Regions from separate parts of the Homo sapiens genome. Here region 1 is linked to region 2. The links are chromatin loops, found by intact Hi-C in ENCODE. Cell type or tissue: mammary epithelial cell. All regions are shown on one strand. Links, peaks and the distances in the headings refer to the core of each region. The heading gives the core; the rest is flanking DNA. Region 1 overlaps GPR157 (G protein-coupled receptor 157). Region 2 overlaps CA6 (carbonic anhydrase 6).

Region 1 (5,345 bases), core at 346-5,345, 140 kb after region 2:
TATGGGAGCAGAAGGAGGTGACCCTGTGGGGTGTGAGCTGCATATAGGCAGAAGCAGGAGGTCAGGCAAGAGGGAACGGTGTGGAGTGGTGTGGAGCAGTGTGGAACACGGAGCCTGGATTCTGAATGCATGCTGCATTTGCTGGGGTGAGGAAGGCGAAGAGAACTCCGGAGAAGAGGTCAGGGAAGAGGTGAAAAAAGGTCACTGAGGGGAGACAGATGGAAAGGGAAAGGCGCATGGCAGTTGATGAGTGGAGGGTCACAGGAGAGGGCCTCAAGGGGATGCTTCCATTTTCTCCCAGGTAAGCACATAGCATCAAGTTTAGAGATGCAAAGACAAAGGCAGGAGAGAATAGTTAACAAACCTCAGGGTGGTCGCGTCGAAGTAGCAGGACCAGGCCTGCTATTTTAATATTACTTAAGTTTGTGTATGTTGTACCTTAATAACCAAATTCAAGATGCCACTTCTAGGGGCTATTCAATGCAGTTTGTGTTGTTGTTTTGTTTGTTTTTTGAGACTTGCTCTGTCACCCAGGCTGGAGTGCAGTGACGTGATCTCGGCTCACTTCGATCTCTGCCTCCCGGGTTCAAGCCATTCTCCTCAATGCAGTTTTAACTGCACAAAATCCAGACAGTGGAAGAAAGTTTAGGAGCTTTTGGCAGCAAAATTCCCAAGGCGGAGCAGTTTCAAGAAAACTATGACCGGAGGTGGGGCTGCATGGCCAGTGCAGATCTGCAAGTCACGCAGCAAGGCAGCCAGCTCCAGTAGATGCGTTTGGAAGGCTGCTCCCTTCCAAGAAGAGACCCTGTGTCCCAGCAGTCCCTGACCACCAGGAGGCCTGCAGATGCAGCTGCGGCGGGTCACCCTGTGTGTGATACAACCATGCATGAAGGGTGAAGGGGTCAGCAGCTCAGCCCTGGAGCATCTCTCTTAATCAAGTTCAGCCCCAAGTCATGGGTGCTTGGAACTTGGACCTGTTGACCCTCATCGGCTCTATCTAGGCAGCAGGCAAGGTGAACCCACTGGGCGGTTACACTAGGGTCCTGCTATAGGAGTGCCTTTCATTCCCCTGGTAAGCACCAACTTTGTGGACAAAGCCCAGGAATCTGTATTCTAAAACCCTCTCCCTATCTCTCCACCCCCATGATCTTTATTAGGTCAACTCAGGGGAAGCTGGCTATGCCAACAGGGCGGCTGCCTCTTTAGCTAATTTGCCAAGAGAGAAGGGCAGAGCTGTCTTCTCCAGGTCTCAGCCTCATGGTAGGCTCTGGAACCACAGCAACACAGGCCAATGCGAGCCACCTGTCCTGCAACCGCCCCCTCCCCACCCTGCACAACACATCAGGAGGCAATCACTTTACCAAACACATAGGAGAAAAATAATTTATTTATTTAATTTAAAACAGCAAGACTTCAGCTTCCACCCAGTCAGGGCTTGCATTACAATTTTGCAGGTGCAAAAACTCACACTTTTGATGCCACAACTAGAAGTTTGTAAAAACTATTTTTCTTGTCGTGGACACGTGAAGAGTTCTGTTTGCACCCTCAGCCTGGGCCAAATAATCATCTTTATTTAAAAACAAAACAGAACAAACAAACCAAAAAACCCTCAAAAGCACAAAGAGGCAGAAAGCGGCTGGTAAACCTGGTTAAAAGACCAAAGTTCAGAAAGTGCATGGGAGAGGGACGCTGAGCTGCGGACACCGTTCCGGCTGCAGTACGTGTTATGGCTGAGGTTACACTTGGGTGACTCAGGGATGCAGGCAGATGAACATTAACCACACTAACAGAGGAGAAAGAAGCCCACTGGGGCTGTGCAAAGTGTCCAAGGAGCACAGCCCCTTTTGCCCTGATCAGATGTAACAGCCCCTCGCTTGAGATCTGACTGGGCAACATGGCAAAACCTTGTCTCTACAAAAAGTCAAAATTTAGCCAGGCCTGTGGTCCCAGCTTCTCAGGGAGCTGAGGTGGGAGGATCGCTTGAGCCTGGGAGGTGGAGGCTGCAGTGAGCCATGATTGCATCACTGCACTCCAGACTGGGTATGATGCTCCAGACAGCAAAACCCTGCCTCACAAAAATAAATAAACTAAAAAGAAGTAACAGCCCCTCCTGGACTTGTTTTATTTTTTGAGATGGAGTCTTGCTCTGTCACCCAGGCTGGAGTGCAGTGGTGCAGTCTCGGCTCACTGCAACCTCTGCCTTCTGGGTTCAAGCAATTCTCCTGCCTCAGCCTCCTGAGTAGCTGGCACTACAGGCACACGAAACCACATCCAACTATTTTTTTTTTTTTTGTATATTTAGTAGAAACAGGGTTTCACCATGTTGGCCAGGCTGGTCTCAAACTCCTGACCTCAGGTGATCTGCCCACCTTGGTCTCCCAAAGTGCTGGGATTACAGGCGTGAGCCACTGCGCCTGGCCCCCTCCTGGACTTTTAGGATGTGACTTCCTTCCCATCCAGCCTTTCTGTCTGAGCACTACCCACCCAGCTAGACTGACTTGGTAACTGGATCTAAGAAGGAGGCGATATTGCTGTTTTCGAGGTCGATGGGCCAGGGGCCTGGGCTAAGGCACTTAGACAAGCCCCTGCCCTGCCCACCTGGTCACCACCATTCACAGTGATCACTCATCTGTGGCAAGAGGTGGGCAGCGGAGGAAGCTGACTAGAGATACCTGATGTATAACTTTTTGGAGGTTTTTACAAAAGCAGATACAGTGGCCAGTGGCATCAAAGAAATGGAATGAGAACTTGAGCCCAGGCACCCGGAGCAGGTATTTTCTGAGCCCTCAGCTCCCTCTACAGGCCTTTCCTGACCACAGCCAGTCCATCTGGGGAGCCATGTCTCAGCTCTGGCTTGGGTACAGCAGGGAGGGCTCCAGAGGCCCCTGCTGAGCAGGGTTGATCCTAACACTATTCCTCTGTGGCCTATATTGTCTTTTCTCTTTTACCTGTTAATCATGTTCTCTTTTGCAGCAAGCAAATTCCTGAATTTTCGCTCCCTTCTAGAAGCTCAAGTGAGGGTCTTTACCAGAGACATACCCAGAGATTTGCTGTAACGTCTTCAGGGGAATCCAGAATTCACTTACAGAGGCTATTTCTGCCAAGTGGCTTTCCCTGGAGCAGCCCAGAGCTCTCTTTCAATCCTAAGGGGATGTCTGTCTCACTAATTTCCATCAAGAAATCTGTTTTCTTGGACAGGCACAGTGGCTCATGCCTGCAATCGAAGCATTTTGGGAGGCTGAGGTGGGTGGATCACCTGAGGTCAGGAGTTCGAGACCAGCCTGGCCAACATGGTGAAAACCCGTCTCTACTGAAAATACAAAAAATTAGCCGAGCATGGTGGCGCATGCCTGTAATCCCAGCAGCTTGGGATTGGGAAGCAGGAGAATCGCTTGAACCTGGGAGGCGGTGGTTGCAGTGAGTCAAAATTGCACCACTGCACTCCAGCCTGGGCAATAGAGTGAGACTCCATCTCAAAAAAAAAAAAAAAAAAAAAGAAAGCGACAAAAAGAAATCCATTTTCACAGGAAACCAAAAATGAGCATTTTGGACTCAGTCTGCTAAATGATTATTCCTTTCCTGATACAGATTTTGGTTTTGAGAGTCAAACAGGGATCGGCAGCACAGCGTGACTTCGGTTTTGATTCAGAACCATTTTACTAGGCTCAGAAAATCATGCTTTGTCGAGTTCTGATGGATTCCAAGGGAAATCACCTATCAGGTAAAGCTGTACTTTCTCTCACCAAGACCCTGGAGGTAGCATTTCCACTTCCATTCTTTGCCGATGGCTCCTGTGACTGAACACAGAAGCTGTTTTCTGAAATAAGACGAAAGCGTTTGTGGAAGACCCACAGAATAAAAATAGAGATACAGGTGCTTACTTTCAATTCTTTTCTTTTAAATGTAAATAATCGCTCCATGCTCCATGCCGCCACTTACCTCAGCTGAATACAAAACAGCTGAATCCTTTTGAATCCTTTGTTTTTTTCTTTTTTTGAGACAGGGTCCTGCTGTTGCCCAGGCTGGAGTGGCAGTGGTGCCATCCCAGTTCAATGAAGCCTCAAATCCCTGGGCTCAAGGGATCCTCCCGTCTCAGCCTCCTGAGTAGTAGGGACTACAGGCACGCACCACCACATCAGCTCCGGGCGACAGAATGAGGCTCCTTTTTTAAAAAAAAAAAAAAAAAAAAACTGACTCTGAAGCTTAAAACCTTCACCTTTAGGAAGAAATCGTATTTGTTTGTTTGAGACCGAGTTTCACTCTTGTTGCCCAGGCTGGAGTGCAATGGTGTGGTCTTGGCTCACCGCAACCTCCGCCTCCCAGGTTCAAGAGATTCTCCTGCCTCAGCCTCCCAAAGACCTGGGATTACAGACGTGCATCACCATGCCTGGCTAATTTTTGTATTTTTAGTAGAGACAGGGTTTCACCATGTTGGCCAGGCTGGTCTTGAACTCCTGACCTCAGGTGATCTGCCTGCCTTGGCCTCCCAAAGTGCTAGGGTTACAGGTGTGAGCCACTGTGCCCGGCCTGAGGAATCGTATTTGGATTACTCATCTCTCCGGCCACTTTACTTACAAAAAACTAAACTAAGAAGTAAATAAGCCAGAACCCCTCCCTACTCATCCCCTTTGGTCTCCCCAAGAAGAGGAGGATTCTAAGAAAGGAGCTGGAGAGACAGTGGGGTCTTCGGGGGTTCCCTGAGACGCCTCTTCCTGCCCTTGTTCCAGCTTTGGAATTGGAAGGAGGGAACCTGTGTCTGAAGTGATTGACAGGTGGGGACAGGAGTGTGGATTCTGGCCTGTGCTTGACACTCAAACCCAAGCTACGGCAAGGGTTAGCAGCCCATGGAGGGAGAGGCCAGGAGGCCCGGGGAGACTGCTGTCCCTGAGCAGCTGCGCCGGGCTGTGCTTGCCCCTGGTGGTCACCATGCAACCTCAGGGGAACCTTCAACCTGGTGAATGGCAACTGGTTCCTCTGTTGAGCAAAGTCTCCAAGGAAAGCCGGGTTCTCCAGAGAATCTTAACACCCTGACCAGCCGGGAATCTGCTCCATGATGTGTGGATGGGGACACATCTCTGAGGGCCCCTGACAGCTTATTTAATCACACAGAGGATAGGTGCACAGATGTGGGTCCCTCAGATTGTAAACAGTGCTGTGTGGTCCTCAGGACATCAAGGTCCACTGGGTGGGGGCACTGTGGCCACAGCTGTGGGCCACCGGCTTCCCGAATCTCACTGCTACCCTTATGCAGATGAACGCCCACCCGTGGGCCAGGACGCTGGTACCGGTGGAACTTGCTGCCTGAGGATCTAGGAGGTAGAAGAAGCTGAGTTGGCAGCTGCTCT
Region 2 (5,375 bases), core at 61-5,060:
CCCAAAGCAGATCTGAGGCAGCAGAAGAAAAAAAGAATCAGTGCATTTGAAGATAGAGCAATGAAATTATCCAATCTGAAAAACAGAGAAAAAAGACAGAAGAAAAATGAACAGCCTTGCAGACTCATGGGGACAAAATCAAGTATAGCAACACACACACACACACACACACACACACACACACACACACACACACATATATATAATGGGAGTCCCAGAAGGAAAGGAGAGAGAGAAAGTGGAAGAAAAACATGAAACAAAACAAAACAATGGCCCAAAAGCCTCAAATCTGAGGAAAAACATAAATTTATCAATCCAAGAAACTAAAAATACCCCAAGTCTGATAAATAAACCCCAAGTCTAGATACATCAAAAATCAAACTGTTGAAAGCAGCAAGAGAAAAGGGATTTATTATATGTAGGGGAATGACAGTACAATTAATGGCTGACTTTTCAAGTCATCAGAACACAGTGGAATGACTGTCAATCAAGAATTCTATATCCAATAAACCACCCTTCAAAAATGAAGGTGAAACAACACATTCCCAGATATACGAAAACCAGTATAATTGCTAGCCGGTCTATCTTACAAGTCATATATAAGGATGCTTTTCTGGCTGAAAGAAAATAATACCAGACGGTTAACTCCGATCCACAGAAAGAAGTGAAGAGTACTGGAAATGGAGAATAGAAAAGACTACATACATATATTTTTTGTGTTTTCTTCTTTTAATTTCTTTTTAAAAACCATCAAGATTATTTAAAGCAATGACTATACCACTGACTTATAATATATGTAGATATAATGCATATGACAAAAATAGAAGGATGAGGATGAAATAGAGCTCTTTTGAAGCAAAGTTGCTATATTTTACTGAAATTAAGTTAATATTAACCTGACATAGATTGTGATTGAGTTGTATATGGTAATCATTTGAGCAACCACTAAGAAAATAACTAAAAATGATTAAATGGTAAATGAGAAGTATTTGCTTAACACAAAAGAAGGCAGTAAAGGTGGACCAATGCAACAAAAAAGGCACGAGACATCTAGAAAACAAATAGCAAATGCAGTCATAAAGCCAAGAAAGCCAAATTTATGCACAGTGAAAGAGATCAACACCACTTGACTGAAAAGAGCCATTGAAAATAGACCTTTTTCACCCAAAGCAACTTTTCTGACTGTTAAAGTCAATACTCATTCAGAAAGAGTGACCTGGTGTTGGGGGAATTGTAGTCGTTCTGCCTTGGACATCTGGCTCTCTGTCGGAAGTCCTGAGGATGAAGAAGGGAACTTGTGAGATCAAGCCCTCCTCATCACAAAGAATCTGACTGTGGCTGACACTGCCCAAAACAAGTGCACAGACCAGGTGCGGTGGCTCACGCCTGTAATCCCAGCACTTTGGGAGGCCGAGGTGGGCCGATCACCTGAGGTCAGGAGTTGGAGACCCACCTGGCCAACATGGTGAAACCCCATCTCTACTAAAAATACAAAAAAATTAGCCAGGTGTGGTGGTGGGCACCTGTAATCCCAGCTACTCGGGAGGCTGAGGCAGGAGAATTGCTTGAACCCTGGAGGCAGAGGTTGCAGTGAGCCGAGATTATGCCACTGCACTCCAGCCTGGGGAAGAGAGCAAGACTCTTAAAAAAAAAAAAAAACTCACAAACAAACAAACAAAAACAAGCGCACAGGGGACTTTTTTAGAGTAAGAGTTGGCCATTTCTGAGGGCATCACCAATGACTGACAAGCTTCTTTCCCTGGAAGCTGCCAAAATACTTCAGATAATGCCTTTCTGGAAGGACTCATGAACCTGCGTGGTTGGTAGCAAAGAACAGCCAGACTGTCTCTGCCAAAACACAAGACGGCACAGGCTGCCTCTCCTTACTCTCTAGGCTCGGCCCAATCCGCTAGAAAGCTGAGTGGCTGGATTAGTAGCGATGGTGCTGGGGCCTCTTCTTCACTTACGCTCAGTGCTCTGTGTTTCTCTGCAGGTGAAGAATTACCCTGAAAACACTTATTACAGCAACTTCATTTCTCATCTGGCCAACATCAAGTACCCAGGTAAGGGAAGCCAACTGTGGCTGCAGGAGGGAAGGGGAATGAGTGTGAGTGTGAGTGTGAGGTGGGCCCAGGGGGCAGGGGATTGATGCTGGTGGGGAGGGTGGCCCGTGGGCCCTGCCAAGGGAGTCCATCCCTCCCTGTGCCAGGTTACTTGTTCCAGTGATTTCTGCTGTTGGCTTAGGCAGCAAACCTCTCTGAGAAGCCTGTGCATAAATTCGATGTGTCATTTCCCATGATTGGAACTTCTGACTGGAGTTGCACTAAGTAGGCATATCCTTGCTTCGATGACTGTCACCTCAGCTGGCAGTGACAGTCCTGGCAGCTAGAGAGATGTCCACCTGGCTCCAAGCTGAGATGAATGTCAAGAGGGAAGCCCTCGTCATACCACTTGGACATCCAGACACTCGGGGTGTTCTTCCGTCCCCTCTCCTCCAGAGGGCGGCGTTCTTGTAAGAGCCATTTCCCACCCAGGGTCAACCCTTGACTTTTGAGCTATAACCACAATAGCTCTGCATCCTCGACTTCACACGTCCCATTCCGGCCACACCTCCCAGCCTCCCAGTCCTCTGACTTCAGCACCCAGCCCCTCCTGCAATTCACCTGACCGGAGTCCTCCAAACCTGGGGCTTCCACATTCTTGCTCCTAGTGACGCCTGTGTCCTTTCATCTCTCTCCCAGCTTAGATTCCACCCCGATACTCTCAAGTCTCCCTCAACACTCCCATGCAAACACCCTCTAGCCCTCACCCCTCCACCCCTCCACAAACTCACCTGGCAAATCTCCAGACCAACTCTGGAGTTTTTTTAGTTATTTTCTTAGTGGTTGGCTGGCAGCCAAACAGCTGAATGCAACTGGACAGAAATCCATAGACATCTAACTGGTATTATTATCGTTATTATTTTTGAGACATGGTCTTGGTCTGTTGCATAGGCTGGGGTGCAATGGCGCGATCATGGCTCAGTGCAGCCTCGACCTCTGGGACTCAGTTGATCCTCCCACCTCAGCCTCCTGAGTAGCTGGGACTACAGGTGCACCACCATGCTTGGCTGGTTTTTTTGTATTTTCAGTAGAGACAGGGTCTCACCATGTTCTCAGGCTGGTCTTGAACTCCTGGGCTCAAGTGATCTGCCTGCCTCAACTTCCCAAAATTTTGGGATTATAGGCATGAGCCACCACACCTGGCCAACTGGTATTATTTTTTATTCATAGCTACAAATATGAACAGTGCCCAGAAATCCTAAAGTATCACGCTGGGCATTTTCTTTCTGACCTCCCAAATTCCTGTCACATGCTTTCTCCTCTCTCCTGAAGCCCCTGTGCCTGGGCTCCAGCAATTCCCCTGGAGCTGACGCTCCCACTCCCACTCCATTGAGAAGACAGAAGCCACAGGCCAGAAACACTCCGCTCCTTAACCCACGTGCATCTGGACCAAATTCCACATCCCCTCTTCAGCTGCAACGGATGACAAATCCCTGCTCTTGTCAACACCACCCCTCCCACGTGGGGCCCAACCCCACTCCTCTCCCATGCTCAGGGCCTCCTTTCCTGCTATTCTCTCCCTGGTCTTCTGCATCGTTGATTTCTCTCTCTCTCTCTCTTTTTTCTTTTTGGAGATGGAGTCTTGCTCTGTCACCAGGCTGGAGTGCAGTGGCATGATCTCAGCTCACTACAACCTCCGCCTCCCGGGTTGAAGTGATTCCCCTGCCTCAGCCCCCTGAGTAGTTGGAATTACAGGCACACACCACCATGCCTGGCCAATTTTTTGTATTTTAGTAGAGACAGGGTTTCACCATGTTGGCCAGGATGGTCTCGATCTCCTGACCTTGTGATCTACCCGCCTCGGCCTCCCAAAGTGCTGGGATTACACGCATGAGCCACCGTGCCCGGTCTGCATCGTTGATGTCTTACTCTTTATTAAAGCCTCCTGCTCAGCACACACATCTGCCCTAATTCCTCCCACCTCCAAACACAAGCAAACAAACGTTATCTCCTGACCTTACCATTCCCCAGCTTCCCCCAGTTCTCTGGCTCCCCTTGAAAAGGTCATAGAATAGTCCTGTTCTCCATTCTCACCCACCCCACCCTGAGCTGGCCCCAATGCTCCACGGAGCCGGAGTGACGGTCAGATCTATGGGCCACTCTTCTTCTCGTCTTAGTTTACCTTCAAAGGGTGGTCTGGCGCGCCCCAGCTCTGCCCTCTCACTCTCTTTCTGGCTCCTGCCCTAAATGTTGGGTGGAGTCAGGCTCTGTCTCATCTCAGTGACTCCACGCAGTCCCACAGCCTGAATTAAAACTTACCACTTAAGGCTGGGTGCGGTGGCTCACACCTGTAATCCCCTCACTTTGGGAGGCGGAGGCGGGCTGATCACCTGAGGTCAGGAGTTTGAGACCAGTGTGGCCAACATGGTTGAACCCCGTCTCTACTAAAAATACAAAAATTAGCCAGGCATGGTGGTGCACGCCTGTAATCCCAGTTACTCGGAAGGCTGAGGCAGGAGAATCGCTTAAACCCGGGAGGTGGAGGTTGTAGTGAGCTGAGATTGTGTCGCTGCACTCCAGCCTGGACGACAGAGCGCAACAACATCTCAAACAACGACAACAACAACAAACTTACCCCTTAAACCATTTTAAATGTACAGTTCAGTAGCATTAAGAACATTCACAGTATGATGCAACCATCACCCCGCTCCATTGCCGGAACTTTTTTTCGTCTTCCTAAACTGAAACTCTGTACCCATTCAACAGTTACTCCCCATCTCCCCTTCCAGCTTCTGGTAACCACAGTTTCTGTCTCTAAGAATTTGACTATTCTAGGTACCTCATATAAGTAGAATCAAACAGTATTTGTCTTTTTTTTTGGTCTGGATTATTTCACTTAGCATAATGTCTTTTAGGTTTGCCCACATTGTAGCATGTTATCAGAATTTCATTCCTTTTAAAGGCTGAAGTGGCTGGGCGAGGTGACTCACGCCTGTAATTCCAGTACTTTGGGAGGCCAAGGCTGGCAGAGCACTTGAGGTCAGGAGTTTGAGATCAGCCTGGCCAACATGGTGAAACCCCGTCCCTACTAAAAATACAAAATTAGCCAGGTGTTATGGAGGGTGCCTGTATTCCCAGCTACTCAGGAGGCTGAGGCGGGAGAATCGCTTGAACCCGGGAGGCAGAGGTTGCAGTGAGCTGAGATTGTGCCACTGCACTCCAGTCTGGGTGACAGAGTGAGACTCTGCTTCAAAAAAAAAAAAAAGGCTGAAGTATATTCCATTGTGTGGATATATGATATTTTGTGTATCCATTTATCTACTGGTGAACATT

What was found. Peaks named below come from ENCODE experiments on the same cell type or tissue, not always from the same donor. Only the 100,000 strongest peaks of a DNase experiment are listed, where the experiment ranks them.
Region 1: a loop joins it to region 2, with 10 times the contacts of the local background. A loop is called at or near these places in 2 of 110 quality-filtered maps.

Annotation. Positions count from the first base shown.
Region 1 is chr1:9,098,936-9,104,280 of GRCh38, forward strand. GPR157 (G protein-coupled receptor 157) reads right to left here. Exons shown (of 4, transcript NM_024980.5): 4 at 1,370-5,345. Among named protein-coding and RNA genes, the nearest start is that of GPR157, 27 kb to the right of the region's middle. RefSeq lists an enhancer at 5,164-5,345. In mammary epithelial cell, for the core only: a CTCF peak has its summit at 2,819 (motif pointing left); no DNase peak of the experiment used is centred there.
Region 2 is chr1:8,960,594-8,965,968 of GRCh38, forward strand. CA6 (carbonic anhydrase 6) reads left to right here. Exons shown (of 8, transcript NM_001215.4): 5 at 1,994-2,063. Among named protein-coding and RNA genes, the nearest start is that of CA6, 17 kb to the left of the region's middle. RefSeq lists an enhancer at 2,397-2,691. In mammary epithelial cell, for the core only: a CTCF peak has its summit at 2,499 (motif pointing right); no DNase peak of the experiment used is centred there.